2 separate regions of the Homo sapiens genome follow, and region 1 is linked to region 2. A link is a loop called in an ENCODE intact Hi-C map of the cell type or tissue named here. Cell type or tissue: PC-3. All regions are shown on one strand. Links, peaks and the distances in the headings refer to the core of each region. The heading gives the core; the rest is flanking DNA. Region 1 overlaps CCNY (cyclin Y). Region 2 overlaps CCNY (cyclin Y).

Region 1 (16,312 bases), core at 7,183-12,182, 120 kb after region 2:
GGGAGTTTCTGCCCTAAGAGTCAGAAATTTTCCTTTTAGAATTGATATTTGCATAATTTCTCATAAGATCAGAAGTATTTGTTAATTTAGACAGTATGTAAAAGAAAGCAAAATATAATCCTTAAATAAAAGTACCACCAACTAGCTCTGTTGTGTCAGTTGAGAGCTGAATTGAACCCATACTGTAGGTGCAGATGTTTTCTTTCTCTTTTTTTTTCCACCTCTATAATAATAACAACCATATCTAAGTTTATTCTTGTAGATCGTACCATCTTTATGGTTCATCCCAGGTGTGTGTGGGATTTCTTCTAGGAGTTTTCTCTCTTTTCAGCCCCCTCCCTGGGCATTGGCTGCAGAGGAGAGAGAAGATAAAACTTATACAATGTGGCAAACACACATCTTCATTGGATTCCTATAGAAAAAGGTGGCAGGAGAAACTCGTTAAATGATGATATCATGACCAGGATATTACTTTAGGATGCTGGAGTCCTACATGATTCTATCCCTAACTTTTTGGGCAATTGCTAAGCTTTAATTCAGAGAAGATCCTAAATGGACTAGAAAATAACCAAACATGTTTAAGATAGTAAGTTCATAAATGAGAATTGATAACACTTCAGTAACGATTAGGTAACAATTTTGGCAAGGTATAGTGCTGATTTAATGTTATTGGGAATCTTTAGTTAGGCAAGCCACTGACTGGATTTGAAAGTTTGATGTGTTTATGAAAAGTAAACGTTTCCAAGAATAAATTAGTATAGGCATCTAGTATTTAGGTTGGTGCAAAAGTAATTTCAGTTTTTGCCATTAAAAGTAATGGCAAAACTGAAGTAAGTTTTTGGTGTGCTGGATACAAAAGAAACATTTTTTTCCTCTGGTGAAGCAGGAAGCCATTGGGAGGGGTGGGATAATACAAAGGAAGGAGAGTGGTAGTGAAGATGGGTGTTTGGAACCATGAAAAAAGAGGGTCAAAACCAAGTTTTGCAGACACTGATAGTACTATAAAAACAAGAAACATAGTACTATAAAAACAAGAAACAAAGCTGGCTTACTTTCGGGTTTCATTCTTGCTTCTTGTGAACTCAGAGTGCAGACCAACTTCATTCAGAAGATGTGCTAACAAGATTCCCATGAAATTGCATTAGGCCTCTAAGTGGATTTCCCATACCTTGGTTGTCCTGGTAGAAGGAAACTTGACCTAAGTCAGGGTTGTTCCAGACTTAGCTTAGGGAACTGTATCTTCCCTCGTCACCTTTGCACTAGATATCATTCCCTTTCCTCTTCTGGAACATCAGGGCATCAATTACTCTGACCCCTCTGTTTATTGCTTCAGTTTCTCTTTAAATGCTTGATCTTTCTACTCAACATGTAAACATAAATGAGTCTCATAGAAAAAGGGAAAGTAACCAATACCTCTCTTCAGGTGAAAGCTTCTATGCCATTTCTACCTCTCTCCCTGTCCACTCTCCCATTGGGATCTTCCTCCTATCCCTGCCATTCTGTGGAGCATAGCAGTAGAGTGACCTAAGGACATTTTCTCTTCTTGGGCTATTGCCCATGTATGTGGCACTTGCTGTCACCAAGAATTCCGTGCTTTTTAAAAACTTTTTGGCCTTCTGTTTTCAGATGGGCAGTTTGCTGAAATTAAGTGCTTCTAATGAACAATTGCTTTATAAATAATTAGAAAAAATCAATTTTAAAAATAGGTAGATTTGGGCTGGGCGCGGTGGCTCACGCCTGTAATCCCAGCACTTTGGGAGGCCAAGGCGGGTGGATCACGAGGTCAGGAGATCGAGACCATCCTAGCTAACATGGTGAAACCCCGTCTCTACTAAAAATACAAAAAATTAGCTGGGTGTGGTGGCGGGCACCTGTATTCCCAGCCACTCAGGAGGCTGAGGCAGGAGAATGGCGTGAATCCGGGAGGTGGAGCTTGCAGTGAGCCGAGATTGTGCCACTGCACTCTGGCCTGGGCGACAGAGCGAGACTCCGTCTCAAAAAAAAAAAAAAACAAAAAAAAAAAACACGTAGATTTGGTAACTTTAATGAATTCTTTAGTGACATGATAATCAGAGAATTGGCTACTTGGTGAATTGGCTTTTGGCAAATTGGTCCTAAGAAATCCTGCCCTTCTGAAAGCTCCTCAGACATCTTCATAAACTTCTATTTGTCCCTCTAATGTAGTATTTCCCAGGGTCTCTTGTTTACCCTCTTATCTTTTTGGTTTGCACACAGTTCCTCATGGCATTTATGTCAACTGTCGTGTCTAACCATATTTTTCTCTGTACTGTTCAAAACCCACGTATTCAGCTGCCTGCTGGACATCTTTACAATGAAGGCTGTAGGTTCCCCTGACTCAGTATGTCCCAGACAGAACTTAAGAATTCCAGTTAACTTTCTGCATTTTCTACCCTGCCCAGGTCCCTAAGCCAAGGAGGGCTTTGGATTTTCGTAGACTCTCCTCTTCTCACAGGTGGGCAGCGGTGCTGGAGATACATTTCTTCCCAGCTCCAGGTTCAGTGACATCATATTGGCGGCTTGAAATAGCCATAATCAGAGTATTTACACCATGGAAATTGGTAAATGCTGCAAATCAGAGCATTTTTTAAACAGATGACTGTTAAACATTTACTAGTACACCATTGCATCCAGGCATTCCAAGGTGTACTCAGTTTCACCTCTTACCCAGCCTTGAACCTGACCACTATTTCCTATTGCAGTTGCTGCCACCTTAGTTCAGACTCACAGTTCCCCACTTGTGTTACTGCAGCAGCCTCTAGACTGGACTCCCTGCCCTTGACCTTATCCCTCTCTAGTCCCTGGTCTGTGCTGCCGCTAGCTGACAGGACTTCCCGTGAATCAGATACGATTGTGCCACTGGCTTCCTTAACCTTTCTCAAGGGCTCCCCAGTTGCTTTAGAGTTAAATTTCAAACATCTTAGCATGGAATATGAGGCCCATCGTGATCCAGCCTCTGCCTTCCTTCCCAGCCAACTTCCTCTCTTCTTTGTGTACTTCTGTGCTTCCGCCATACATACTGAATCACTTGCTTCCTCAAGTCTGCCACTTGCCTCACACCTGGATTTCTCCTTCCCTTTTTCACACAGCTGATTTCTTCTGTCCTCCAGGCTCCTCCTGCTGTCACTTCCTCCTTGAGGGTTTCTTTGATCCCTCAGCCTGGGTTGAGTGGGGCTTTGGTGAGCTCCCATAGGAGTAGCCTGTGGATCTTTCTTCATCATCAGAACCATACTGTGGAATTTAAAACGACCTTTTTGTCTTTGCCACCCGCTAGCCCCTAGAGGAAAAGGATCATGTGATATTGGATGTCAGTATTCCTTGTGCCAACCTGACTGGTTGAAAGAAGGAAGATGACAAAACCAGGAAACATTCTTGATTTGATTGTGATAATTCGTCACTTGGATAAACTTATATTTCCATTACAAGACCACAACTGTGGGTCTTCTACCCTATTTTTTTTCTAGTTGGAAGAAATATAGTCTGAGACAGTAAGGCATACTTCTATTAGAGTCTTTTCTTTTGAATCTGGTGATTTCTCCTCTTTCCTTCATTCAGGTTAATATACTTTGACAGTAGTTTAGATTTGATTTGTGGATAGGAAGCCATGATTGGGATGAGGACAGTCATGTTAGGGCAGCTGCTGCTTGGACCACAGACATGCAGCTCCTGGGTCTTGACAGCTCCGTGTTTCTGCAGACCCCACATTCTCTTTCCCCTCAGCACTTCATGATGTGGGAAACAAGTTGTCGGCCATGCATCCCACCTCCCAGCTGTTCACTAGACTGATTTAGATGGCACTTGCATGATGTCATCAGAGTTTTCGTGATTGCTGAATTCCTTTTCCTTCTGGATATCCAAGAGATTTAGGCTGGACGTGGAACTTTTTTCTTGTTCCAAGCAGGAGACTAGGAACTCCAACAAAACTGGTTAAGTAGCCTGCTCATCAGACCCCTCCAGAGGCTGAAGGTAAGGGTATTTTATCCAAAGCCAGAGTGACTGCTTTCTTTCTTCACACAAAGAGGATGACATTGCAGACTTTGTACAGGAGCCACTCAGCAGAGAAGGGACCAAGAGTTCCTCATGGGGGTAGAGAAGTTTGCCAGGCCAGAGAGAAGTTAGGTTGCGAGACCTGCCATGGTTTTTCATGCTACTATCATTACTTGTGGGGAAGAATTGTAGTTCCTCATGTCCTTTCCTTTTCTGTACTTATTTTAGTTCATCATTTTCAAAGATGTGAGAGCTTAATATTCTTAAATAATATGAGAAAGCAGCCAAGCCACATCTTTTTCCTTTTAATTAGTGTGATTTTTAGAGATTTATTGTCTTAACAAAGAATTTGGAGGAAAAAACCCTAAGTTTGCGGAATCTGTGTTTCTCAGGAGTCCCTTGAAATAATTAAAGGAATAAAAACTATCCATCCCTTGAGTGGCTTGAGCCAAAGTAGAAACATTAAAATTCAGAAATAAAAATATGATTCTTAGTTTTAGTTGCACAACCTTTTAGAAATACTGAAATTGAAAAAATATTCTGTGGCTGTCCTCATTGGGGTCGTGTTTTGGTTACCGGGCAGTGTTGAACTTTTGCGTGGTGAAACAACCACCCTTTTTGTCCTCCTCTTATCTAGCATTTAGGAGCAACTTTCCACTGCCCTGTCGGGATTGCTTTCCTCCGAGCGCTGCCATGGCCTTGCTGTCCTCACCTCACTTGCATTCCCAGCTGTCTTTGGCTCGTTCGTGTGTGCAGGTGTGCAGGTGCTGGGGTGCCCCTTTCTCCAGCTGCCCTCAGTTGCTCGGTGTGTCTCCTTCAGGGCATGTCAAGTGCCATAGGGAAGACCTAAGCTTACACCAGTGATTTTCATGCTTTGTTCCTTTGCTTACATACTATGGAAAACAATTTTGAAAAACTGAAGTCCCTCAAGCATTTTTACGTTGACCTTAAAATTTTTTTACCCTATCAAAGCACATAATTTCTGATGGATTATAAACGTTGATATTTTAAAATAAACTGGCCTTCTTTAACAAATATTTCAGATGAAATTTTAATACCAGAGTGATTTGATACCCACCTTCAGTCCTTTAAAAATGTATGAACATGCTCCTAACAGTTGGAAATTTCATATCACTCCTTTATCATCTTGAACTTGTATTTCCATACTATTTTCTCCATAAAATGTTATACTAGTATAATGTATTTTGATTTTGAAAAGTCATTTATCACACTATCATATTCTTTTCTATAAAAATATGACCTAGGCCGGGCACGGTGGCTCACGCCTGTAATCCCAGCACTTTGGGAGGCTGAGGCAAGCGGATCACGAGGTCAGGAGATCGAGACCATCCTGGCTAACAGTGAAACCCTGTCTCTACCAAAAATACAAAAAACTAACTGGGCGTGGTGGCAGGTGCCTGTAGTCTTACATTTTACCGGATAATTATTAAACAAAAAAATGAAATATTTTTTGGAAAAACATTTCTTGGTGAGATGCCTCTATGGGTTGATATTACTTATTACTGAAATGAGGCAGTATTCATCATCAAAGCCTTTGTTTTTTGTTTTGTTTTGTTTTGTTTTTGAGACGGAGTCTCGCTCTGTCGCTGAGGCTGGAGTGCGGTGGCACTATCTTGGCTCACTGCAAGCTCTGCCTCCTGGGTTCATACCATTCTCCTGCCTCAGCCTCCCGAGTAGCTGGGACTACAGGCGCCCACCACCACGCCCAGCTAATTTTTTGTATTTTTAGTAGAGATGGGGTTTCACCATGTTAGCCAGGGTGGTCTCGATCTTCTGACCTCATGAGCCACTGCACCCAGCCAAGCCTTTGTTTTTATAGATGTAAGTGCTGAGGAACTTTGTTCATCTATATAAATAGATGGAAATAGAAAGATTTTTATTATAGTCATATCATTGAATTCTTTCTACTCTGTCTAGTTTATATGTCGAAAAATCTCCAAGGGATTTGTCAGCCAAAATAATTCCTAATAATCAGCTACAGTTCAGTTTTGTTCTCCTTCTATTTTATTGACAGTAGAGAATTGGAATCTATTTGATTTGCAAAAGAATTACTCAGTTAGAGGAGTCCCTCATTTTTACAGTTTCTGGGAAGTACATCAAAAAAGGTTTACCAAATGTAGCACATGACTTTCAATTATATCTACTACTCTTTACATTTGGTGGCACCTAGTTTAACCTGATATCCTTGGGAGCTTTGGGAGAATAAATCTAGGCCTAATCTCAGAACACCTTCCCTGACTGCTGCCCCACCGCATTCTGCATGTCCCTCTGTCGCCGCAGAGGTCTTCAGCGTATCGTGATTTATTCCAAGTCTTCATGTTTATACATCTCTGCCATTCACAGTGCCAGGCCCATAGAAAGAACTCAAATATATGTTGAATGGAGGAACCCCCACCTGCTCTTTTCCTCTGAACTAATGTTTTCAGCTTCTCTTTTGATTTAAATATATTTTCCTCAGAATGCTACAGGTTCTTCATATGACTTTGTTGGCAAAGCCAGGCATCATAGTCAATCCAGTCAGTCAAATCAGTCTTACATTATTTTTAATTATGTATTTCTTTATTTGTATTTTTGCCTATCACACCTGTTTCTTAGAATCAGTCTTACCTTCTGTGAGAAAAAGTCTGATTTTATTTTTGCAATTCACATAACATGTTAATGTGCATGCCCATGGCTGCCTTTGTGCTTCTGATCATAAATGGCCAGACAGGCGCAGGGGAGTGCACACCTAGGCAGCAGTCTGCGGTCCACTGCACCTTCCCGCCCTTCCCTGTGTCCTCCTGCACTGCTGCCCTCGCTGCTCCCCGAGCTTTGCTTGGGGGTCTAACGCCTGAAGAGGCAGGTCCTGTTGGAAACCATCCTCACTGTGATATCTGTAAACCCAGAGCCGGAAGTCTTTCCAGCACCCCTCCAGGGAAAGTCCATAGGACAAAGAAGCCTCCAGGTTGTGCCACAGGAGGCTGGCAGGAGATGAAAGACACATGAACCTGGATTGAAGGTGGTTACCACAACCCCAGTGGCTGCTTGTCTTTCCATCTGGTGCCCCTGGAGGTTTTCACACCAGGTCAGTGCAGGCCTCAGCTCAGGTGTGCCTGCCTTTCTTTGTGAAGTTGTGAGGGAGGAAGGTGGTTCCTGCATCACACCTCAGCCCATTTGAAGGTCTCTTTGAATACTTGGTTTGAGGACCTTTGCTCTAGTCTAGCCCTAAGTTACTTGTGACAGACCATTTCAATAAAAGAATTGCAAAAACTACTACCTCACCTGTCTTTCCCTCTAGTTTGGGGTGTGTGGAGGAGGGTGGGTACTCAAAAGCCATGAGTAGTTGAGTGTGCAGACAGGTCCATTTGTGCGTGCTGGGCTGCCCATGCCCTTGCCAACCTGTGGCCACCCCAGTGGCAGGGAACCAGCCTCTGGCCTCCAGTTAGGCAAGGCTCTAGGACCCAGCTCTGCGTTAGGCCTTTGTCTTCCATTAGTGGGATTTATAGTCACATAATCTCTTGGGTCATAACTTCCTATAAATTGACAATGGACACACCTGTCTCCTTAGAAGATTGCTCTCCTGAAGCAGTAGGGTGAGTCCCAGGCACACAGCGAGCCCTCAGCAATGTCTGCTCATTGACTTGTGATGTAACAGGTACTTTGGGATCCTCACTGGGGATCTCTTGAGCCAGCCTCTTCCAGGACCCCTGGCAAGAGGAGCCACCCCGTCCTGCCAGTGTAAGCATGTGTTCCAGAGATGTTTTCTGCCGCCTGGTAGACAGCCAGTCTGGAAATCGTACATGCTCCTTGGGGTTGGCATGTCCAAATCAGAAGTCAGCGTCTTTCCTCTCCTGCCAGCTTCCTCTCCCTTGTCACCTAATTTTTTATTTATTTATTTATTTTTTTGAGACGCTCTGTCGCCCAGGCTGGAGTGCAGTGGCACGATCTCGGCTCACTGCATGCTCTGCCTCCCGGGTTCACACCATTCTCCTGCCTCAGCCTCCCGAGTAGCTGGGACTACAGGTGCCTGCCCCCACACCTGGCTAATTTTTTGTATTTTTAGTAGAGATGGGGTTTCACCATGTTAGCCAGGATGGTCTCGATCTCCTGACCTCGTGATCCCACCCGCCTCGGCCCTCCAAAGTGCTGGGATTACAGGTGTGAGCGACCACGCCCGGCCTCATAACCTAGTTTTTAAGAATAAACCCATTGCTTGTCTGGGTCTTAATGGGCACCCCCAGAGTCCTGTAGTCAGTGTCTAAGCTGCACCTATATGCCCTGAATTTCTCCCATCCTCCCCTTCCTGCCTGGACTCTCGTTTCCTCCTTCCTCACCCAGTCTGTGGCGAGCCCCTTCCCAGTCTCCTGCCTCCATCATGTCCTCTCTCAAACCTTTCTTCCACCTGTCTGCAAGTGGAGCTTCTCTTAGGCCCCTCCCTGCCTGACCGTCTGTCTCCTCACCACTGGAACAGTGAGACACCAGCACACACACAGAGCCCTTTTCACCCTTCTTGTGGGTCCCCTCCCCTCCAGGCCTGAGAGGCCATCATCTGTGGCATGCTCTGCCCGCAGCACCTGCCCTCTGTCCATGCTGGCCCAATGGCTGCCTCATAGGTGATGCTTCCCTGTTTCTCTTCATTCCATTGATTGTGATAGACACCTTTCCTTGGCTGGAACACCTCTGAAATCAGCACAGTCAGTGACTTGCCAAAATTTAATTGGCAGCATTTTTTTTTTCTTTCTTAGTGACACATAGAGTAATGGTTTATCAGAAAATCAGTGGCATTACGTTCAGTGCAGTTTGCATATTCCTCTGTGTGGAGGTGATTATTTTTGTGGTATAGAAATAAATAGCTTTCTGTTTATCTGCTGGATTGCATCTTGCTCATGGATAGGAACTGTGCCTTTCACATTCCGCAGTCTCTGCAGTGGCTAGCACATAGAAGAAACTCACAAGCATAGGGGAATGAAGGAATGAAGGCAGGGCATCATGACCCACCCTGGGCAGACTTGCCGTGGCACGGTGGCAGTCTTCCCTGAGTAGTGGCTTTCTGTTTTGTGTTGCAGCTTTACCTTCTCCTACCTTCCCTAGCTTTGTTAGAAAACGACACATCCATTATTTAGGGACAGGAGGATGTAGGTTTTTTTAGGCTCAGGTGGTGTATTTGGGCTTTCCTATTCCGGGTCAGAACTCAGCATGACCGTGCCACCCTCAGGCCAGCTCTCCCCTCTCCCCTCTGCAGTCTTCTCTTGAGGTGCATGGGGGGGGGAGGGCAGGTATCAGGTTTCTTGGCCAGGCCTCGCCCTGTAAGTCAGAGGCGCTCTTTGGGTGCCGTGGCTCACTTTTCTTGGGTGCATCACCTGACTCCAGTATTTCATCCCTTGGGCTTTCCAGTGTGGAGAAAGCTGCTGATATAGTACAAACTCAGATGAAATCATTTAGACCCAGAATGTCAGTTTTCTCCGTACCTTTTATCATATCCTCTCTCCTGACCTGCGCTGTTCCCAGTCAGAACATTGCTCAGTGAGCACAGATCCAGAATAGAGGTTAGCAGGGATAATTCCCCCAGGCTGGGGGGAGTTTGATGCCCCGTCTACCACAGCCTTGTCCTACTGTTAGACAGCACCTGTGGCCTGCTGGTAGCCATAAACTTACTTTTCAATTCTCTTTTTAAAAACTCTGAGCACCTGCATTTCCCCTTCAGTTGGCACAGACTGATAACCTTGTAAATACTTTTCATAGCTTACCATGTTTATAGCTTACCTTACGTGGCTTATGTTTTTGGCTGGCTGCCCCGTGACATCTAGGGAGGCAGCTGAATTTCAGGATAATCTGATGCAGTCACCATGTAAGAATAGTTAATGCCTTGGAATGATTGCCTGAAGATAGCGATCCTCTGGAATCAGACTGCCTGAACTGGAGGCTTAGATCCAACACTCTCCACATAATCTTGGTGCATATGATCCATTTCCACATGATTTCCCTCAATCTCAATTTTATCACTGTAAAATGGAGTTAGTACCTCTTTGTGAGATTGTCAGGAGGACTAAATGCATAATCCATCAAAGCACCGAGCCCTGTACGTAAGACAACACAAGTTCTCAGTAAATATAATCCTTACCCTAGAGTGTAGGTTCTCATTTGCTCAGCTGGATTGAGTTTCTTCCCTGACTTGGGTCTGTGCCATCTTCTAGCTTGTCTGTGCTGACAGCTCCTCTGTGCTGACTGTGACACCTTGCACCAGAACACTGGGCCTGACCAGGAGGAGAAGGGATGGATACCAGGACAAGAGTAGAGGGTGGCTTCTGTGCACTGCTGTGCCCAGTCCCATCTTTTTCTGTGTTTTCCTTGATAAAGATAGATCGTGGACCCCCACATCTTAGAGTTGCTTCCAGGTTAGGCACAGTGGCTCACTCCTGTAATCCCAGCATTTTGGGAGGCTGAGTGGGGAGGATTGCTTGAGCCCAGGAGTTCAAGACCAGCCTGGACAGCATAGTGAGACCCCCCCCCCCATTTCTACAAAAAAATAAAGATTTTTTTTTTTTAAAGAAAGAGTTGCTTCAACACACCTTGGAAGCAAACCAGAAAGAGGCCAGGTCTGAAATTATATCAGCCAGCATTTGATAGCAGCTCATTATATTAGAATACACAGCACTTTAAGTCTCACTTAAAAAATAAAATGATAACGTCACCTCCACCATGTGTCAGGATAGATTTCTGATGGATTGACTAGTGGTAGAGTAAATGTAACAAATACAATCATAATCATCTAGAAATAGTATACGTGAATATTTAGTGTCAGAATGGGGAAGGGGCATGTAAGTTTGTAGAAGCAATGAAGGAAGTTGCCTAAAAATGAAAACTCATGTCCAAATGCATCTAACAATGAAATCATCAGTGATGGAAATATCACAATCTATAGGAAAAAGGATTAATGCCTTTATGTATTAAAGAATTATTATACAATCAGTCAAAATGCTAACACACCAATAGAAAAATGGGCATATTTCTGTTGGCATGTTCATATATGAGCACATGTATACTTGCACATACTTATATACAAATACATTCATATGCAAAAGTACACATCATGCTTGCTTTGTATATATGCGCACAAAAGAGACTCAAAGGATACACATCAGAATATTAATAGTGATTGTCTCTGGATTGTTGGATTAAACAGGTTGGGCCTCTCAAATTCAAAAATTTGAAATCTGAAATGCTCCAAGATGGATCTGCAACTTACTGAGCACCAACCTGATGTTCAAAGGAAATACTCATTGGAGCATTTTGGATTTCACATTTTTGGATTTGGGATGCTCAAATAATGCAGAATTTCAAAATCTGATAAAAAATATCCTAAATCCACAATACTTCTGGACCCACGCATTTCAGATAAGGGGTGATAAGGATACTCTGTGTGTGTGTATGTTTTATGTATCTCTGTGTTTTCCAAGCAAGCTTTTAATTTTTATTTGCAGTTGCATTTTCTTCTTTATATGGCTCTGTATTTTCCAAATTTTCTGCAATAAGCATGCATTTCTTTTCTGATTAGCAGAAAGTTTTAAATGGATGCCACTTAGCTGAAGTTTCTGTGCTTCTGAAGAAATCCTTTGGCCTTAGATATTCTCTGTGAGAAACAGAAAACCTCTCAAGTGTGTTGGCAGCTTAGGTGGATATTTGTTCTTTGAATAGTTTTCTCCTTATGTTCTTCCTTCGTCTACTTCCTATTCTCTTCCCTGGAATTTTCTCCTCTCCATGACTGGCTGTGCCCTCAACATCTTAGAAATGTTTCTATGTCTTTTCATTTTTGTTTCATTGGCTTTGCTTATTTAGATTTCACTTTGAATGCACAGAATGTCACGTTCCTCTGTGCCCAGATTTCGAAATAAGAGCAGGTCCTGGACAGTTCAGAGCAGGCCAGAGGTCTAATTGGAAGCTCCCTTCCTGCAGCACAGGAGGTGTGCCTTGGGGGGAAATGGCCACACCAGGATGCTTTGTTCTGGGCTCCAAAGTGTGGGTGATGTTCCTGCTACAGTGCACTTTGTGTCCTGGCCGTTTGTGTTCATGACGACTTCCCTGTCAGGGCAGGAGCTCAGCAGGGCAGGAGCCTCCATGTGCATTCTGAACAGGGGCTCAACAGTTGTTTTGAATTGAGTGAGTGAGTGAGTGAGTGAGTGAATTCACTGAATTATTGAAAACTGTAGGAACTGTGTGGTCATCTCAAATTTACTATAAGAAAAGTTAATAGTAAACTTTTAATTTTATTGTTCAAGGCCTGATCTGTGCTACCCACAGGAAAAAGGAAAGGGAAATGAAACCTTTTCTTTTCAACCAGATCTTTGTGATCTGCATTGGAGCTATCTCAGCAATCAGCTTCGTATATCCAAACAAAATTCTGTCATTCTTTAGTTGAAGCCTGCCTCTTGTGTGGCCTGCCAGTCCTTCACATCCAGAGTAGTTAATCAGTTAAGTAAATTTTCTTTGTAGAATAGCACAGCTCTATTCATACCTGGTTCTAATTGTCATTCTGTTTTTAAATGGGACTCGTTTTATGCAGATGCCAAGGATGCCTGTGCACACCAGTGATGTTCTTGTTGGAGGGCGGATGTATAGAGGAAGGGGTCCTACACGCGGTCTCCTCTCTTCTTCTTCTGGGCCTTCCCTTCCTTGGCCTGCTTGGGCTCTTCCCTAGTTTGCCAAAGAAAGAGTATCTTAGGTATCTTAGGACCTTTTTAGTACCAGCATCCTATGGCTTGGTGGTGGCTAACACTTGCCATTGGAAGGTCGGTCTATTTTAGAAATGGAAGAGGAGAGTCAGGTGCGGTGGCTCATACCTGTAATCCCAAAACTTTGGGGGGTGCTGAGACAGGAGGATTGCTTGAGCTCAGGAGTTCAATACCAGCCTGGGCGACATAGTGAGATCTCATCTCTAAAAAAGAAAAAAATTGGAAATGGAAGAGGAGAAACCAAGGTAATCTTTTAAATGCCTACCTATGACAGGAATCAGCTGAAATGGTGTTTAGATTGTTAACAAATCCTCATTAATAATCACACACTAGGTTGAAAGTTGTATTTTAAAGAGTCACTTGTGTGACATTGTGGCAAGAGAGTGTCCCATAGCAACTTAAGTGTAATTTTGTTTGTCCCTCAGATTGCAAACACTGCCTTTTACTCTCTTCACTCCCCATTTTATCAGGAGAAGACTTTTAATGCCAACTGTATTGTTTTTGCTGATTTTAGATGGCTTATTTTTAAAGCCTCTGGTCCATTTTCTGTTTACATCTTTATGGACTGTCACTGTAGCCAATTAAAAATCCTCTTAACTATCATAGATTGTGTCAAAGGAGATTGCTGTTATTCCTCTCCCAGGAAAGAAAAAATTTATGATCCATATCAATTTATTGCCTGTTTTCTCTAAAGAAGCAAAACATAATTATTAGTTAATTCAGTTAGACATTAACTCAGAAAACTCCAGAGATTTTGATTGATTGTTATAGTAACCAAAAATATTGAAGTGTTAAAGATGACTAAAACCACCTATTAGAAATGAGTTGGCATATTGCTTATACCATTACATAAAATAGCTAAAGCATTTTGAATTTCAGAGCTGTACCCACATCAGCCTCAGTGGTTTCAAATTTATTTTAAAGACAGATTTAGATTTGGGCAATTCTGTCAGTCTTTTCAGGTGATACACCACTGTAAAATATTCTGCTTATCACTGGGTGTGGTGGTTCACGCCTGTAATCCCAGCGCTTTGGGAGGCCGAGGCAGGTGGATCACTTGAGGTGAGGAGTTCGAGACCAGCCTGGCCAACATGGCAAAACCCTGTCTCTACTAAAAAATACAAAAAATTAGCTGGATGTGGTGGTGCACCCCTGTACTCTCAGCTACTTAGGCAGGAGAGGCAGGAGAATTGCTTGAACCTGGGAGGTGGAGTGAGTCAGCTCACTTCCCTCCAGCCTGGATTACAGAGCGAGACTCCGTCTCAAAAAAAAAAAAAAAAAAAAAAATTCTACTTATCTTATTCCCCCTATGGTAATGTCTTGGTTGTGCTCCTGCTAGCTTAGGGGAAAAGGAGTAATTAATTTTAAGGGCACTGAGGGTATCTCAGACAGCTCATGAATTGGTGGAACTGGGTACTAAAAGCTGTTAGGACTAAGGCAGCACCTGCCTTCTGCCCATCTCCCTCTGCCGTGTTTCTCTGCATGGCAGAGGGACACCACTGCTTTATGGGGGTCCAGGAATCATAAGACACAAAATACAGTCACACTCATGACTGTAACTTATTACAGTGCAAGCACATGAGGCAAACTCAGTACAGGGAAGAGGTGCACAGGGCGAGTCCTCTCCCATGGAGCCACACAGGTTGCACTTTATCCCCCCATTCACAAATGAGTTGTGAAAACACCTGTGGAATGTTGTCAGCCAGGGAAACTCCTGGGTAGAGACCCAGCACCCAGGATTTTTATGGAGGACCACTCATGTAAGAAGGCTCTGCCTGTTAAGTACCAAAGTTCCAGACTCCCAGAAGGAAATAAACCATACTGTGTGCGGCATAGAGCATATTGTTTGTGCAGACAGCTTAGGCACAGTGAGCCACTCCTACCAGTTAGGAAATGATGGGAAGGAACCCTCCTAAATCCAAGTTCCCAGATACCAGCCAAGGGCCAGCCTTGCAACAGGCCCTTTAAGGATGGCTGTCAGATCTGCTGCTTCACTCTTTCCTGCACAGCGGAGTCCCACCCCAGTCTGAAGTTTACACATCATACCCTCAGTTAAGGTTGAGCAGAGCCCTTTGAGTATGTCCCAACTCCAGATTCCCAGGAGAAGGAGTTAGCCCAGAGAGGGTAAAGTTACCCCCCAATCCAGGCAGGATGGTCAGAGTAATGGGTCACATGGTCTAACGTGGATATCAGGCATTCTTCCCATCTGGGTAGGGACAGGTTGTTGGTTTGGGGGCGCGGAAGACGCTCCAGAAGCAAGTCGGCCATAGAGATGCATGTGTGGAAAATCTTCTCAGAAACTGTGCAGACTTCATCTGCCAAAGACCCTCTTATGTTAGGAGGAGCATTACAAAACCATACAGGAAAGTGGCACCTGATTCAGGCCCCAGGAGCCCCAGGTTGCTCTGAGGAAATAGGGTAGTGTGTAGGTGTTCATTTGCATAGAAGCAGTGAATGCCTGAGAGATTCTGTAATAGATTCAGATAGCTTATCCTCAGGTGTTCTGTAATAGTCTTAGTGAACTTTCGTTTTTCTTCACCATTCTGATTGCAGCCAGTTGGAGTTCATGAAAATAGCCTGATTCCTCCCTGAGATTGATCCTTGTAGGTGGTGGACAAAAATGGCATATGTGTTTATAATATTCTTCTGTGTCTGCTGTAGTTTTTTTTTTGTTTGTTTGAAAGCTTTTGTATTAGTATGTTTTCACACTGCTGATAAAGATATACCCCAGACTGGGCAGTTTACAAAAGAGGTTTAAGGGACTTACAGTTCCACGTAGCTGGGGAGGCGTCACAGTCATGGTGGAAGGTATCTCAGGCACGTCTCACATCGCGGCAGAGAAGAGAAGAGGGCTTGTGCAGAGAAACTCCTGTTTTTACAATCATCAGATCTCATGAGACTTATCACTATCATGAGAACAGCATGGGAAAGACCTGCCCCCATGATTCAATTACCTTCCACCAGGTCCCTCCCACAACATGTGGGAATTCAAGATGAGATTTGGGTGGGGACACAGCCAAACCATATCAGCTTTCTTGGTCGGACTTATAGTCAGAACTATTGAAGGTTATGCATCTCAGCCATTACTTCTACACGTGAATAATTCCTAATCTTCTCAATAGTACCCATATAGGAAGTGCTGGTATTTTTTGAGGCATGGATATCTTTCATTTGCTGAAGGCAGGGGCTGATGTAGGGTGTTGAGGTGACCTTAGTATGGGTGGTGGTTCCCACAGTTGGGAGACTTGTGTCTCTTTTGCACAAACCTATCACTGGGTTGCTCTGAGAAGGGTTAAGTGTCATCTCAGAATGTAGTGGGAACCCTGTCAGTTCTGTGGCCCATGTAGAAAGGGTTTCCGGGTCCCTTCAGTCAGTGGGAAATCACCATAGAATTATCATCATATCCCCATCCTTGGCTACATGTATAATAGTTTAGTATGAATTAATTTAATTCACACATGTGCATGCACACGCTCTATATATGTATGTATGTATGCCAGGAAGTTAAAACCCAGAGCTTCCAGCCAGACCATCCTGTTTGTTTTGCTATGGTTTTCATGTGGATTCTTCCTTGGAGT
Region 2 (16,312 bases), core at 4,292-9,291:
GGAAGCTGGGTAAAGGGTATATGGGAACTGAACTATTTTCACAGTTCTTCTGTTATCTGAAAATTATTTCAAAATAAGCTAAAAAATGATTAGACTAACTCTACAGCTACAAAGTTATTAGTGTATATTGCAAAACCAGAGACAAGTGATTTGTGTGTGTCTAGGGAATGGACAGAGATTCTCTTCTATTTGGATGGTTGAAATCCTTGTTCATTTTCATTGACCTGAAAAATTGAGAGTTGTTGCTGTATCTCATGAGGATGAAGATGCTGTTAGAGTATGTTTAGTAAATGCAGACTTCTTTTTCTTTTTCTGTGTTATGAATATATGCATAAATACACGACAGATACCAATTTGCAAACATACATGCAGTGTGTGCTTCTAAATGAGGTGATTGGCTTTCTAAAAATATCACAGAATTTCATTTTAGCTTGTTACACATTTGTTTCCTTGATGAGATGGTGGCAATCATTTGCCTTTTGAGAATAAATTAGATTCTTTTATTTTGGAAACACCAGCATGTGATTTGGGGCTTCATGTATAAATTGAGTGATCAGACTTTCTAATTCTGAGTTGAATCTAAATTTAAGAAATGAGTTTTTTAAAAGATAAGTGAACTGGCTCTGAATTTATTTCCAAAGAATAGTACAGATCTTTTTGTGGTTCCTGCATCATTGGACTAAGTCTAATATTTGCAGATTTCAACTTTAAAGGATATTACTTGTGTTCTTGATTTATGTTTATTATAAGTTATTAGTGCTATCTGTATTAACAGAGATGGGAGACTCCAAGGTTTTTCAGCAGTTGCTTTCCCTAGGCCCATGCTGTAGCTGAGTGTGGACATTCAGCTGGACATTTGGGCTGCATTTCCAGTCTTCGCTAGTTCTACCCCATTTTACCCTCTTGGAACTCACTCTTTTTGTTCTACAGCAGCACTGTTATTAGAGCTTTCTGTGATGATGGAAATGTTATATATCTGCACTGTCCAATGTGGTAGTCACTAGCCACGTGTGGCAGTCAAACATTTGAAACGTAGCTAGTGTGACTGAAGAACTGAATTTTAAATCTTACTTAATTTTAAAGAATAAATTTAGATAGCCACGTGTGGCTAGAGTCTTCTGTATTAGGCAGCACAGATTGAGGGCTACCATTGCTAATTCCTTGAATGGTCTACCTGGAATGCCAATTTAAGTGTGGAAGGAGGGAATGGACACAGACATTTACAGTATAACTGAATTGTCTGTTGTTCTCATATAAAATTCCCTTTATAAGCATTTTGATTGACTTGGTGTGGAAATGATGTTACCATGCTGATTCCTTGCTTTTGGGTTGCCTTTTTTGAGAGGTACTCTTTGGGTACCACTTTAAAACCTGCTTTTTTTACATAAATTTTTTCATGTCAGTAAACACACTTCTGTCTCATTGTTTTTAATGACTGTAGAGTGTTCTATTTTATAGACTACTTTATGACTTTATACTACCTTATGACTGTATAGTATTCTATTTTATAGACTGTATAGTATTCTATTTTGTAGTGTTCCACCATGCACTAGCTGGGAGCCTTGGGCCTGGTGCCTATCTTCCTTCTCTGTAAAATGGGACAGTAAAAATGTCTACCTTGTAGAATTATTTTGGGTGTAAAATGAAATAAGATAAAGTGCTTGGTACAAAGTAAATGTGCTCAATAGATATTAGTTATTATTAATAATATTGTTAGGTAAAGGTCATTTCTTGTGAGATAACATGGGTCTACATCTCATGGATTTTATAGAATAAAACAGACACTTTAAAAGTTGGGACAGGTTAAACCTCTCTGGAATGCAGATCTGAAAGCAGCTGACTTCCCAGGGTGGCTTCCGCCATAGAAGTCACTTTGTGAGAGCACACCTTCCTGCTGCTGCCTGGAGCAGTGTCTTTGGGAGCTGGGTAGGGTTGTCAGCGTGCGCCCATGTCAGTGCCTCTTCCCCTTAGAGACTATTGCAGGTCTGCAGTTAAACAAAAGTAATTTTCCTAAACCTGAAAAAGGCATGTCTGAATTACTGGATGTGAAATATTTCGTTTAACAAAACTGACTCTCATGGGACCTCTAATTTTGCCTATACTCCTAATGAGGCACAAGAAGTAGTCACATACATACTGCCCCTCTCCCACACCTCTTTAAAAACTTTGGAGTGTAAATGCTGGCTTAAGGTGTTTGGCTCATACTTGGAAGTCTGTTAGAAACGAGTTAAAATTCTCTGAAGAATGACTTAGGTGCATATGCTAGGAAACTTTTGAAAGATTGGATAGAGTCTGCAATTGATTACAATTGAGGCTGTGGAGTCTTTCTGCCTGGAGGTTGTTAGAACAACGAGAACTGCTTATTTGGGAAATCAGCTTTGTAGTGGAAAAACACCTGCCCAGAAATCTGGAGACCTGGCATAATGTGTGCTTAGTCTTTAGCTGCATGACCTTCGGTGAGTCTTGTTCAGTTTTCTGGGCTTCAAGTTCCATCCTCAGCTTTAGTATTAATTTATGGACTGTGTCGCAGTGTTTTTCATTTGCAGAAACTGCTTTGCACTAAAATGGAATGATCATAATCTTTTTCTAATTTGCAGAGGGAAAAAAGCATTTTCAGCTGAACTGGTAGGCTTTTATTAGTTTTTCTAATGTAAAATTAAACTTTTTTGCCATTCTTTATCTGCTACCAAGTGCTCATGTTATTATTCTCATGTATGTGGTACATGGCGGTTGTCATTTTATACTCTGTTCAGATGTCACAGGCACACCTCTGCTAGTGAAAGCATTCCCAGGTTGGACTGTTCGCATCCACATTTCGTGGTGTTTTTGGAGTGCTCTCCAGAGACACAGTGACTCCTCCTGGGGGTGTCAGCGCCTGGGTGACTCCCTCCGGCATTGACTGCTCTATAGCCCGGCCCCAGGCGTCAGGGCAGGCCGCTGTGGGGTGGGCGGTGTGGCATAGGAGTGCCCTTCCAACTTGGGAATAAGGTAGAAGCTTTCTGATGTGGAGAGTCCTAAATCAGAGATAGATCCTCAAAGGGGCTGCAGAGTTCCTTTTCCTTGGCTTTTCTTAACCGGTGCTCGGAGGTACCAGAGGAAGTGAGGCTGGGAGGGTGGGGCTGGGCCTAGTGAGCAGGGTCTCTGTACTTCCACTGCTCACTTCTGAGATCTTATCACTATTTGGCTTCAGAAGTTGTTCAGTTTCTCCACTTTTCTGGTGTACAGGAAGGAGCAGCAGTAACCTGCCTATTACTCTGAGGAACTTCCTGGTGATTTACATCGTGGAGATCTGTCCTGCTTGCTCTGTGGAAGTAGTCCAGGGCCAAACATTCAAAAAGCAGTCTGAACTGATAAATATTCAGGCCGAAATGACCTTGCAGTAGACTGTGGACAGCATTCATTAAGAGTGTGTGAGGTGCTGGTGACTGTGCCTGTCCTGATTTCCACTCCTGTGTGAGCATCAGCGGGACAGGAACAGAGCAGGATGGTGAGGCTTGAGGTCCCACTTGTGACCTTGGACCGTATTTCCTCCTGCCAGAGGCATCTGCCAAACTATTAAGGGCATGAACATTGTTTGGTTTCAGTGATGGATTCGTTACTACATTTGCAAAGCTCCACACGGTTTAGGGAAGTTGTGGCCTTAGGAAAGACTTAAACAGCTGTTTTTGTAATCCCTGAGAACTTGGATTCTTGCTTTCAGAAGACACAGAAGAAATTCCAGTCAACTTTTTATGGGTAAGAGTCATGAGAATATAAATTAAGAGAATACATTCTTGGCTTAATATATCCTTTTTGAGAAAACTACTCTATTGAGGCTCTTCCCTATTTAAGTTTATCTTGCCTGAGATTATCATAGGATTTTTATTAGTGTGCTGAGCCGGCCACTTAAGTGAGCTGAAGATACATACAAATTTGCAATGGAAAAGTTTCTGAGATTAAGCCTACTAATATGCTGCTTAATGTTTCTTGTTCTGCACATTATCTCAATTTGTGTGAATATTTTGTAAATTGGACCTCATAAATTTTAATTTCTAATCAATATTTTTATTAGAGGTGACCAAATACCTTAATAAAGTGTATTTGAATGAAGACTCGTTTAACTCCAAATTTTGTAAACCACTTTTAAGAACATTTAAAAAGGTGACCTGTTTATTCTCTGCATTAGAATTAATTACCTGGATGACTATTTAAATATTCAGGGATCAGATGGGAGGACATGCATTTTTTAGTAAGCCTTAAAGTTTGAGAATCACTGCTTTAGTTCATACAGGCTTCACAGTAACCCCAGAGTTTCATGGTGAGGGTATGAGCTTGAGAGTACCCTCAAGCATATACATATGCATATACATGTACAGTAAATTGTTTGTTACACATATCCATGTTTTTTTTTTTTTTTGAGACGGAGTCTCACATTGTTGCCCAGGCTGGAGGGCCGTGGCACGATCTCGGCTCACTGCAAGCTCCGCTTCCCGGGTTCACTCCATTCTCCTGCCTCAGCCTCCCGAGTAGCTGGGACTACAGGTGCCTGCCACCACGCCCGGCTAATTTTTTGTATTTTTAGTAGAGACGGGGTTTCACCGTGTTAGCCAGGATGGTCTTGATCTCCTGACCTTGTGATCCGCCTGCTTCGGCCTCCCAGAGTGTTGGGATTACAGGCGTGAGCCACCGCGCCCGGCCGTTCCTCATCCATATTCTTTTGGTGTTTATGTATACTTGCTCTGTGCCTGGAAACAGGCTAAGTATGAAGCCTAAATTGAACATTGTCATTATAAATTTAGCTAACTATAGACCTTGGATGATAATGACTAGGAATCTTCTCTGGCTCTGTTTTTATTGTGTGCAGTTATTCCAGAGACTGGCCAGGTAGTGTGAAGTGCCTTATATTTCCCTATTACAACACTTTTCTTCCTTTGGTTAACTATCTGATCTTGGATAAAACTATTTTATTTTATTTTTTTTTGAGATGGAGTCTCGCACTTTCGCCCAGGCTGGAGTGCAGTGGGGCCATCTTGGCTCACTACAAGCTCCGCCTCCTGGGTTCATGCCATTCTCCTGCCTCAGCCTCCCGAGTAGCTGAGACTACAGGCACCTGCCACCACGCCCGGCTAATTTTGTGTATTTTTAGTAGAGACAGGGTTTCACCATGTTAGCCAGGATGGTCTCGATCTCCTGACCCAGTGATCCGTCCGCCTCGGCCTCTCAAAGTGCTAGGATTAGAGGCGTGAGCCACTGCACCTGGCCAGGTTAAAACTCTTAAAACTTGTTCATTATTGATTGTCTGTTAGGTTATTTTACTTGCTGTTCTTTGAAATGGTTTTAAGAGGGCTGGATTTCTTTTCTTGACTTCTCCACGTAGCCTGTATGTCCCTTCAAAGCAGGGACTATATGGATCATGTTGGTAGTACCACCGCCCAGCCCAGTGCTGGGATACAGAAGCAACGTGATACCTGTGTAGTGGCTGACGGATGAGAGGTGACCTGGACATTGTATCAGCTGATACTTCTTTGTTATTTAACTTGGACTCTCAAGAGACCTCTCCTTCCTTTCTATTTCAATTGTGGCCACACTAGTTCCTGCCTTGATTTACTGAGCCTGGATTAGTTGTCTTCCTTGCCTTTATCTCTTTGCTTTTAGGTCCATCTTTCACAATCCTTCCAGGCTAGTTGTCCATCCACACTCCTTTGAACAAGTCACTTTCCTTCTCAGTGACCTTCACTGACCTTCCCTTGTATGTGAGGTTCTCCATGATCTCACCTCCACCTGCCTTTCTTAATGTCTCATACTGACCTTCCCAACCAAGTCTGGCTGTTTGTGACAGGTGCTTTCATCCTCCCTACAGTTTTAACGTGAGGCCTCAGCTTGGGAGGAGGACTGGGGCACAGTAGAGATGCTGTAACTGTTCCCATGGCATGGGAAGCTGGGGCACAGGGTGGAGGCCCTGGGCCATGTGGCACTTGTGTCTGTGAGGCACGGGGAGAAGCGAAAACCAAGAAGGGTGGTCAGAGCTAGGGCAGGAACCGGGAGAAGCAGCCACAGAAGTCAGAGGAGGAAAGAACTTCAAGATGAAGAGGATGATCAGCAATTCTGAGTTCTTAAGCAAGTCCATGAAGACTGAGCAAGTTTCATTGCATGAGTGATTGCATGAGTGATTGATGGCAGTTTGGTGTGTTTCTGAAAGATTTCAATGGGAACAGAAGCTGAATTACTGATGTTCAAGGTTATAAAGGATGCAGCAACAAGGGCAGACCACTCCTGTGTGAGACTGGGGTGTGAAAAGGCAGGTACTGTGTTTTATATTTACATTTTCCTGCAACTGGCAGATGCATATGTGCTTTGAAGGCTCAGAGGATGAAGCCCAGGTTAGAGGGAGAGATTCAAAATAATGAAAGGAGTCACTCTGGAGGAGGGAAAGGATGGGGGAACTCCAGGGTTCCCATTCACCCTGACAGTGAGGAAGGAGAGGAGGGGACAGCAAGGAGGAGTGGCTGCATTCAGGTGGCTTCATTTTTTTCTGTCGATTGGGAGAGGAATTTAATGCGTTAGCAGTGCGCATGGGCCAGCCTGAATTGTTTCTGCAAAGATTACTCTTCCAAAAGTCAGTCTTCTGTGGTCTTAGTCCTGTGAATCCTTAGACGATTCACTCTGAGTCCCTGGGATCAGCCTCGGGCCTTCCAGGGTGTGCGGAGGTCATGCATGAAGTGTGGCTCAGCCAGCTCTGGCCTTTCTCTCACTCTTGGCCCTCTCAGACTCTCTATTCCACTTGTCATTCTCTGAGCACTCCCTACATTGTTTCCTGATTACGTGCCTTTGCTCACTCTGGCTTGTACTTTTGCTGGGCATCAGCCCTTCCTGCCCCACCTTCCTCTTTTGTGTCTGTTCTGTGTCAGTTAACTGTGTATCCCATTTCATAGAGAGCTACTGCTTACAGTTGTTTATTTATTTTGAGACGGAGTTTCACTCTTGTTGCCCAGGCTAGAGTACAATGGCGCGATCTCAGCTCACTGCAACCTCCACCTCCTGGGTTCAAGCCATTCTCCTGCCTCAGCCTCCCGAGCAGCTGGCGTTACAGGCGCCTGCCACCACACCTGGCTAATTTTTGTATTTTTTAGAGACAGGGCTTCACCATGTTGGCCAGGCTGGTCTCAAACTCCTGACTTCAGGTTATCCACCTGCCTCAGCCTCCCAAAGTGCTGGGATTATAGGCATGAGGCACCATGCCTGGCCAGTTGTGGTTATTTTTATTCATGCTCTTATTTCCTCTGCTAGATTGTAAACTGAAAGGATTTTAAAATCCAGGGATAATTTTAAATGTAATAAAATGTAGTAAGAAAACTTAATGAAGTATCAGAAGACAAGCCTGAGTCAGGCAGTCTTGAGTTTGAATCCTGGCCCTGCTTCTTCCTGGTGCGGTTTTGGGTGATTGCATCCTGTCTCTCTATTCATTTAATTAATTTACAGAGTGGGGATAATGAAACCTACTTCTTAGGGCTGTTAGGAGAATAAATGAGACAAAGCCTGTAAAGCATTTGACCTAGGCTGACTCCATTGTAGGTGCTTAGTAGACCATGCTGCAGCTGTCAGCAATGGATTCCTTGCCACCCAGCAGTGTTGGGTTGAGCACCTGGATGGATGGTGAGTGGTGGAGGAGTGTGCTCACCTCCCACCCCACTTATGTTGAGGGCAAGGATGGTGTACTTTACTTTGTATTTCTAACATGGGTCTATATATATAGTAAAGAGGAACGGCATACCTCTTATAACTGGGTCCACTTATACATGGATTTTCTTATGCCTCTGCTCCCCTGCAGACAGCAAAACCAACCCCTCTTCTTCCTCATCTTCCTTCAACCTGTGGATGCCTAGGATGAAGACCTTTATAATGATCCACTTTCACTTAATGAATAGTAAATCTATTTTCCCTTCCTTATGATTTTTCTTAATAGCAGTTTCTTTTCAGTAGCTTACTTTGTTGTATGAATATAGTATATACATATACAAAATATGTATTAATTGTGTTATAGGTAAGGGTTGCAGTCAACAGGAGGCTATTAGTTAAGTTTTTGGGGAGTCAAAAGTTACACACAGATTTTCAACTCCATGAAGGGGTTGTTTCTCCTAACCCCTGAGTTGTTCAAAGATCAGCTGTATTAACTTGTTTTCTCAAGTGCCCCATACAAATAACTTTTTTCATGTTAATTGCATAGAAGGAAGTATCATTTTGTACAGTTTTTTGAAAATTGGGAACTGGTTGGAAATGACACATAATAAGGTGTTCATAACATTTATAGCAAGAGGTGCAGCTTACAGCGTTTTCCCAATTAAAGCCCCTTTGCATTGTTTTTGCCCACAGAACTCTGGACATATTGAATGATTTATATTTTTGGCCCTTTCCTTTGTAGAACAAATGGTGAGGCCTAGAAGTTTTAGTGCAGCAGTTGTGTGAAGTGTACATATTATATAGTTTAGCCAGAGATGGAATGATACCATGGGGTTAATTTTTTTTATTAATTTTTAATACATTTGACATTGTTTCCAGGTAGCCAATCCTTCCAGTTTCTCAGGAACACAGATGTCTCCTCATAGGAAACAGGAAAAGAAGCTTTCTCTAGGAGAACTTGACAAACCAATATAAATGTTTCATCAGAGTGCCCTGTTGATCTCCACGGCCAGTCACAGGGGTTTTATCTCTCATCTTGTGATAAATGAGTACATATTAATTTTTAGTGCTGTAAAATGTGTCTTATTTGTTGCAGAGACTAGGGACAAACAACACTTTCAACCAATATATTGTATGGAGATGTTTTGCAGTTGCAGGTGGGATATGGTTTCCTCATTGAGCCCGTTAAAAGTATTCCATTGAATGGCGATGCAACTGTGGTCTTTGTGAACTGTTTCTTGGTTTGTCAGGTGTGTCCATGTTTATGAATATATCTCTGAATCATTTTGTATTTATAGCATACTAGAGATTCTAATATACGTGTCTCTGAAAAGTAGCTACATATGTTAAAGATAGTGGGAAAAAAAGGGGATGGAAAATGAACTAATTGTCCATGGAAGAAATTTTGGATTGTTAAAATGAGGATGCAGAGAAGACAGAGGCAAATTGTCAACACTTGTCACTAAGTGATACTATGCAGCTTCTCGGATGCTTGTCATTTGATGGAAAAAAGGGTTCTCAGACTGTAAGAAAGGAAGTTGACAATCTCAAGGGAAAAGAGTGTGGCCAGGTCAGGGCCTCTATCTTATGAAATGAGTTGGGGTATGAGACTAGGGAGGGGGTGATTCTTTAAAGTACATTTTTTTTTTTAAAGAAGGACTTATACTGTGTTAATTTTCTATTGATGCCATAACAAATTACCACAGAGTTGGTGGCGTAAACAACACACATTTATTATTGTATAGTGCTGTAGGTTGGAGGTCTGACACAGGACTCAGTGGGCAGAAATCAGGCTTTCAGTAGGCTGTGTTTCCTGTTGTGGGCTCTAGGGGAGAATCTATTTTCTTGCCTTTTCCTTGCTTCTAGAAGTTGCTCACATTCCTTGGCTTCAGGCCCTTCCTCCATCTTTAAAGCCAGCAGTGGTAGATGGAGTTCTCACATCTTCTCTCTCTGGCTCTCCTGCCTCCCTTTTTAGGATCCTTGTGATTATGTTGGGTCCACCTGGAAAATCTGGGCTCATCTCTCTACCTTGAAGCCAGCAGATTAGCAGCTTTAATTCCATCTGCAGCCTTAATTCCCATTTGCTATATGAGGTAATATATTCACAGGTTATGGGGAAATGTTCTAAGTATTGAGTCATCTTGTTTGAATTTTGTGGGGTACTGAAGTTCAGGAAAACTGTTCTCTCCAGAAGTCACCAGAGGCTTGCTTTCAGTATAGGGAAGTCTTAGTTTTTGCTGCCTCACAGATGTAATAAATATTGCAAACCTCACTCACAGAGGGTCTACCCTTGGGATTCTGGAGCAGCACAAAACCTACAAGGAGTTGAGAGAAATTGTGTCTATAGGTGAAGCAGGTTCTTAGCATCAGGAAGGGAAAGGAGGCGAAGGCGTGATGACCTGACAGGTGTGTGGAAGGAGCTCAGCAGAAGCAAGAGGGAGAGAAGACACACTGAGGTGAGAAGTAAAAAAGGGTGAGAATAGAGTGGTGGGCATTGTGGCTTGAGAGCCCCAGGCACCAGTGGAAGACACCGAAAGGAGGACTGCTCATACCTGGGGTGGGCTGGGTGCAGTAAAGTCATTCCCTGTACCGTGCCTTGGAAGCTCTGAGGGGTCGTGGCTCAGGTATTCTGTCTCTAAGCCTGAGCTCCTGTAGCACATGATGACCTCATACGGAAGGAGACTTTTATCTCAGCATCCCTCAACCTGGCACAGCAGTTATTAAACTTTTTGGTCACAGGACACCATGTATAGTGTTAAAAATTATTGAAACTCTCATACATTGCTGGTATAAAATGGTGCAGCCACTGAGGAAAACAGTTTGATAGTTCATCAAAAAGTTAAACATGAAGTTACCGTATGACGCAGCAGTGCCACTCTTAGGTGTATGCCGAAGATAACTGAAAACATGTTTATACAAAATGTATACACAAATGTACACAGCATTATTGGTGATAGGCAAAAGGTGAAGACAACTCAAATGTCCATCAGTGGATGAATGGATAAACAAAATGTGGTATATCCATACAATGGGATACAGGTTGAGCATTCCTAATCTGAAAATCCAAAATCAGAAATGCTCCAAAATCTAAAACTTTGAGTGCCAACATGATGCTCAAAGGAGACACTCATTGGAGCATTTCAGATTTTGGATTTTTGTATTAGGGATGGCCAGCTGATAAGCATATAATGCATATGTTCCCAAATCCGAAAAAGCCTTTAATCCAGAACATTTCTGGTCCTAAGCATTTCAGATGAGGGATGCTCAGCCTGTATTATTTAGCCGTTAAAAGGAGGGAAGTAATGATACCTGATACAACATGGGTGAACCTTTAAAACATTATGGTAGGTGAAAGAAGCCAGTCATAAAAAGCCACATATATTACGATTTCACGTATATGAAATGTCCAGAACAGGGAAATCTAATAGAGACAGGAAGTAGGTTAGTAGTTGCCAGAGATGGGGGGAGAAGAGGATGGGAGTGACTGCTAAAGGGTTTGGGGTTTCTTTTTAGGGTGATGAAAATGTTTTGGAATTACATAGCAGTGATGATTGTACAACTTTGTGAATGTACTAAAAACCACTGAATTGTACAGTTAGGCACCACATAATGATGTTTTGGTCAAGGATTGACTGCATATGCAATGGTGGTCCCATAAGATTATAATGGAACTGAAAAATTCCTATCGCTGAGTGTTGCCGTAATGTCATAGTATAATTACTTTTTAAAAAAATATATATTTAGTGTAGCCTAAGTGTACAGTGTTTATACAGTTGACAGTAGTGTACAGTAATGTCCTCAGCCTTCACATTGACTCAGCACTCACTTGCTGACTGACCTAGAGCAACTTCCAGTCCTGCAAGCTCCATGCATGATTGGTACCCTATGCAGGTGTACCATTTTTAATCTTTTATACCATATGTTTACTGTACCTTTTCTATATTTAGATACACAAGTACTTAGCATTGTGTTACGATTGCCCATAATATTCAGGGCATTAACATGTTGTACAGATTTGTAGCCTATGAACAACCGGCTGTCCTATATAACCAAGTGTGAAGTAGGCTATGACTATCTAGGTTTGTGTAAGTACACTCTATGACGTTTGCACAGCAACAAAATTACCTAACAATACATTTCTCAGAACATATCCCTGTCATTAAGGAAGCATGACTGTACCTATTTAAGTGGTGAATTTGATGGCATGTGAATTACAACTCAATAATGGAAATTGTAGAGAAGAATTTTTATGTCTGTAGATATCATATTAGAAATTAAAACTTGTAATAAAAATATACTAATTTAAAAAATAACATTATAATGTAACCATTATATGTTAACATACATTTTTATTTTAAAAAATCTTCAAAACAAAAAATTAAGTAAGAAGAGTAGCATTACCTTACATTTCTATTATATCTTTAATGTCTGGTTAGTAGGAGGCAGCAAGAACATCATATGTGCTTCTGTGTCAGTCTTTTGTGCTATGTTGCTTTGTGAAAGTATGTGAAGAAAATTCAGCCTTACACAGATGTGATTGGAAAAGAAAGGAGTATTGTTTTATGGACTTTTAAGATAACATGGATATTCTTTGACACTACCTCAAAATGTGACAAATGGTAATTTATTAAAGGTTAGTTGCACTGTGGAATCTGAAATCATTTATGTTAAAGTTTATTGATCTGTCTTATACTTTAAATGGACCTTTTACCACATGCAAGATTTTGTGTCATCATGCTTTGTCATTTGGGAAAGTATTGGTTCACTAATTTATGCAGATCTTCCAAATATTGACTCATTTCATTATTCTGTCTAAAATCACATTTGCTAATATCATCCCTGACCTCCTCAGAAGTCTTAATTATTGGGAAGCTTTCAAGCTCATGGTGGTAGATACGAGTTTTCCAGAATTCTGACTTCTGTGTGATGAGAGCCTGTGTCTTTTTGGTTGGCTTCAGCGGGTGTGATCTTGACTGTTTTACAATATAAAAGAAAAAAGGATTTTTTGGGAGAATTTGTGAGAATAGAGTGCTGGTGCTAAGTTGTCTATATGGGTGACTTCCTAGAAGAGGTTACCGGAGCCCTCGGTGGTTGCTTTTTTGGCTAGGGTGGGGTGTATGTGTGTTGAGAAAAGTTAGGAGGGTTTTTCTGTTTGAGCACGGAGCTAGAAGGACAGTAGAAGAGCAGAGCTGAGTGTTGGGCGAGGGAGATGAAGCCCGGGACGTGCTGGGGGAGTTAGAATATGTGTGAGTCAGGATGGCTTGCAGAGTGCTGTTCCACATCCTGCCCCGTTCGATCCTTACCATGATCTTACTAGTTAGGCACAGAGGGTGTACTGTTACACTTCTTTAGTAGGTGAGGGAAATGAGACCCAGAAATGGCAGTGGAATTGTCTAGAGTCATCTGGTTAGTTAGGGGTGGAATGGGTACCTGTCCTGAGCCTCTGCTTCCTAACTTATGCTGGTTTGTTTGCAACTGCACTAGGCTTGCTTTATTGGTGAGAAGCTGAGACAGAGGTTTCTCATGGCCAGAGTCAAGGGAGACATTGGTGGAGTTGATGCACCAATGCATTTTTGGATGAAGGTTGAAAGGAGTATGCAGGGTCTTTTACTTTGGGAAATGCTGTTGCCACTGTACAGAGGTGGGATGGACCCACACAAAGTTTGGTTCACGTGTCAGCCTGATGAGACCTCACGATGTACCAAGAGAGTAAGAAAAGGTGAATTATTCACATAGTAAAGCTTTTGGGGGAGAGCAGGCAGGCTCTCGGGTCCAAAAGTGTCTTGAGAGAGCAGGGAAAGGAGACTGGCTTGGCTTTTACATGATTAGGGGTTGGGGCTGGTCGAAGGCTTCCTTCCCTGCCCCCCTGGACCTGGATGGTTTGAACTTCCTGCAAGTGCCAAAGGAGGGGGCCCCAGGCTTTCTTATCAGCTTGCCCAGATGGGGGCAGAAGGGGAAGGTGGGGAGCGGTGGGGCCTGAAAACAGCAGTCAGATGTCAGAAATGGAGCCAGACTCTGTATTACAGGAAATGACATCTTTTCTCAAGGGATCTAGCAAGTAGCAATTTGATTCTAAATTCAAGACTTAGAACCAGCGAGGGAAGTGATTGAGTGAGCTACTGGCAGAACTTGTTGACTTAGCTGAAGTCTGCATGATCACAGCTCTGCATATCCTGGAACTCCACATTTCCTCCTGGTGACGAAGTGATGTGTTTCAGCTGATTTAGAATGTTGGCCTATTGAGAACAAAGCGAAGCTTGTGGGAAAAGAAGATAATGTGGTGCAGGAAGGCCCTGAATGCAGGGATGTTGCTTTCTTTTACTGAGAATTCTCTCGTGCTTGCCTTTGCCTTTATCCACCCCCTACCCCTTCTTTCCTTTTACCCTGAGAGTTGTTGGGAGGAAACTTAGCTGGGCCAACAGATGATGGAGCCGTCTATTGGAGGCTTTGAAATCCCACTTTACCACACAAGGAGGAGAAACATAGCTGTCATCTCCAGGAATTTTAGTACTCATCAGTCCCAGGCTGTCATATGAAGCATTCCACTCAGCGCAGTAAAAAAATGTGAACTAGTCAACAGTTTGTATGGGAGGACTACTTTGTGTTTCGAACGTTTGGACTTGGAACACTGTCCCAGATATTGGTTAGGTTACACTTGGAAGATGTTGTTTTGGAAGCGAGTAGGACTTGAACTCCAACAGATACTGGGTTAAGGAGGCTGCCAGGTACCAGTCTTAGATCCTCGAGGGCTTGGATCTGGAAGTGCTGCTCCCATTTTGGTTTGTATTTTGTAATGAATGCTTGGAGTCAGCTCAGGGTCCAATCATTGAAGCATTTATGTGTGAAACATTGATTATGCAGTGATTACTTGAGGAGGTGACTGGTGGTCACAGCTTATTTCTCTAATGTCTTTCCCTTTCTCTCCCACTCCTGATTTCCACCTGGGAATCCTATCCTTCCAGTGTGGAATGTATCAGAGAGTTTTAAAGCCCAAAGAGACCTTGGAGGTGATTATTTCTCTTACGTGTTGTATTTAAGGAACCTGATAATAACTAACTTCAAACATTTATTTCAGAAAGTTTCAAAACTATACAGAATTAAAGATAATAGTACGATGAGTCTCTATATTTCACCCAGATTTAGTAATTTTAAGATATTGCCCAGGTACAACTATCACATATAGAGCACTTCACATGCTTTACTTTTATCACCTCCCAATAGCCTTTTGGGGTTAGATACAAATATATTTCCTCTCTTGAAGATGAGAAAACTGACAGGCCCAGAGAGATTAAGAACCTTGCCTGGGGTCTCCCAGTCCGCAGCCAGCCGCCTGTGACTTCACCCTCTCTGCTGCACTGCCTGGAGAAGTTTTAAAGTTTGCCTGACATACACGGTCAGCTGAGGTCAGGCTAGAAGTGGAACCAAGAGATCTCACTCCTTCGTTGTTTCTTTTATTGTGATTTTCTGTGGCTTTTCTCTTTCCTTTATTCTTTTGATTCTTTTGCAACTGACTTTCTGGGCTTGAAGCGTCCGAGTACCATTTTAACTCTGATAGGCAGACAGCGGCATCCCAAGGCTGGGGTGGTGGGAGTGGTCTGCTCCAGTGCTGGTGATGAGGGGTGCATTGTCTGTGGAGGATTTAATAACAGTAATAAAAGCATCCAGAAGTCTGCCTGTAAAGTCTAAATGTCTAGAATTTTGCCTGCAGTTCTAAACAATGTCGGTGATATTCTTTCCCCCAAAATCTTTTGTTGGTGTTCTAAATAATTGCTTTATTGAGTTTTAATAATAGATACGTAAGCTTCAAGTGAGTACTTCTTGAGTACTTAGCCTTTAATAGATACTGTAGGCCGAGCGCCATGGCTCATGCCTGTAATCCCAGCACTTTGGGAGGCCGAGGCGGGTGGATCACCTGAGGTCAGGAATTTGAGACCAGCCGGGCCAACATGGTGAAACCCCGTCTCTACTAAAAATACAAAAAATTATCTGGATGTGGTGGCACGTGCCTGTAATCCCAGCTACTGGAGGGGGTGGGCTGGGACAGGAGAATTGCTTGAACCCGGGAGGTGGAGGTTGCGGTGAGCTGAGATTGTGCCATTGCACTCCAGCCTGGGTGACAGAGTGAGACTCCGTCTCAAAAAAAAAAAAAAAAAGAAATACTGTATGCAACATGGAGGTTAAATCTGACACTCCTGGTGTCAGATTAGCCCTAAACACATGGGGATTCAGCTGCTTGCATTCATTTCCAGAGTAACTTCTTAAGACTTTAGAATTGTTCAGAAAGCTTGCTTAGGACAGTCTTGTGTATTTAACTCTGTAGTATTACGTATATCTGTTTTTAAACAGTAGATTTGAAATAAATGATAGTGTTACTGATGACTATAATTGTCACTCTGTTTGATCACTTGGAGTTTTTGTCCAAGAGTCCTTAAAAATTACAACAGTGAAACAGAATGCAAACCATGAGGTGTAATATTTTTGCTTGGTAAGTGCAAAAATAATATCTGTAAAATTAAAACTTATCACATTTAAGACAGTTGTTTTAAAACTAAAGAACAAATCAAGAAAATAATAGTTACTGATTTTTACATAACTATTACTGAAAATAATTTTTTTCATACATGGAGGGTGTGTTAAAAAATATTCCTTCCTGGGT

Evidence for each region. A loop is a pair of places that touch in the nucleus more often than their neighbours do. Peaks named below come from ENCODE experiments on the same cell type or tissue, not always from the same donor. Only the 100,000 strongest peaks of a DNase experiment are listed, where the experiment ranks them.
Region 1: it touches region 2 in a loop (4-fold over the local background); 2 of 110 quality-filtered maps call a loop at or near these places.

The regions. Positions count from the first base shown.
Region 1 is chr10:35,483,729-35,500,040 of GRCh38, forward strand. All of the region lies in intron 2 of CCNY (cyclin Y), which reads left to right. Among named protein-coding and RNA genes, the nearest start is that of GJD4, 110 kb to the right of the region's middle. RefSeq lists enhancers at 11,864-11,913, 14,913-15,062. In PC-3, for the core only: no CTCF peak of the experiment used is centred there; DNase peaks (open chromatin) are centred at 9,353 and 9,793; H3K4me3 peaks cover 902 bases; H3K27ac peaks cover 1,393 bases.
Region 2 is chr10:35,365,774-35,382,085 of GRCh38, forward strand. The region is part of intron 1 of CCNY (cyclin Y); the gene reads left to right. Among named protein-coding and RNA genes, the nearest start is that of CCNY, 37 kb to the left of the region's middle. RefSeq lists a silencer at 13,628-13,922. In PC-3, for the core only: no CTCF peak of the experiment used is centred there; a DNase peak (open chromatin) is centred at 6,768; H3K4me3 peaks cover 1,305 bases; H3K27ac peaks cover 2,484 bases.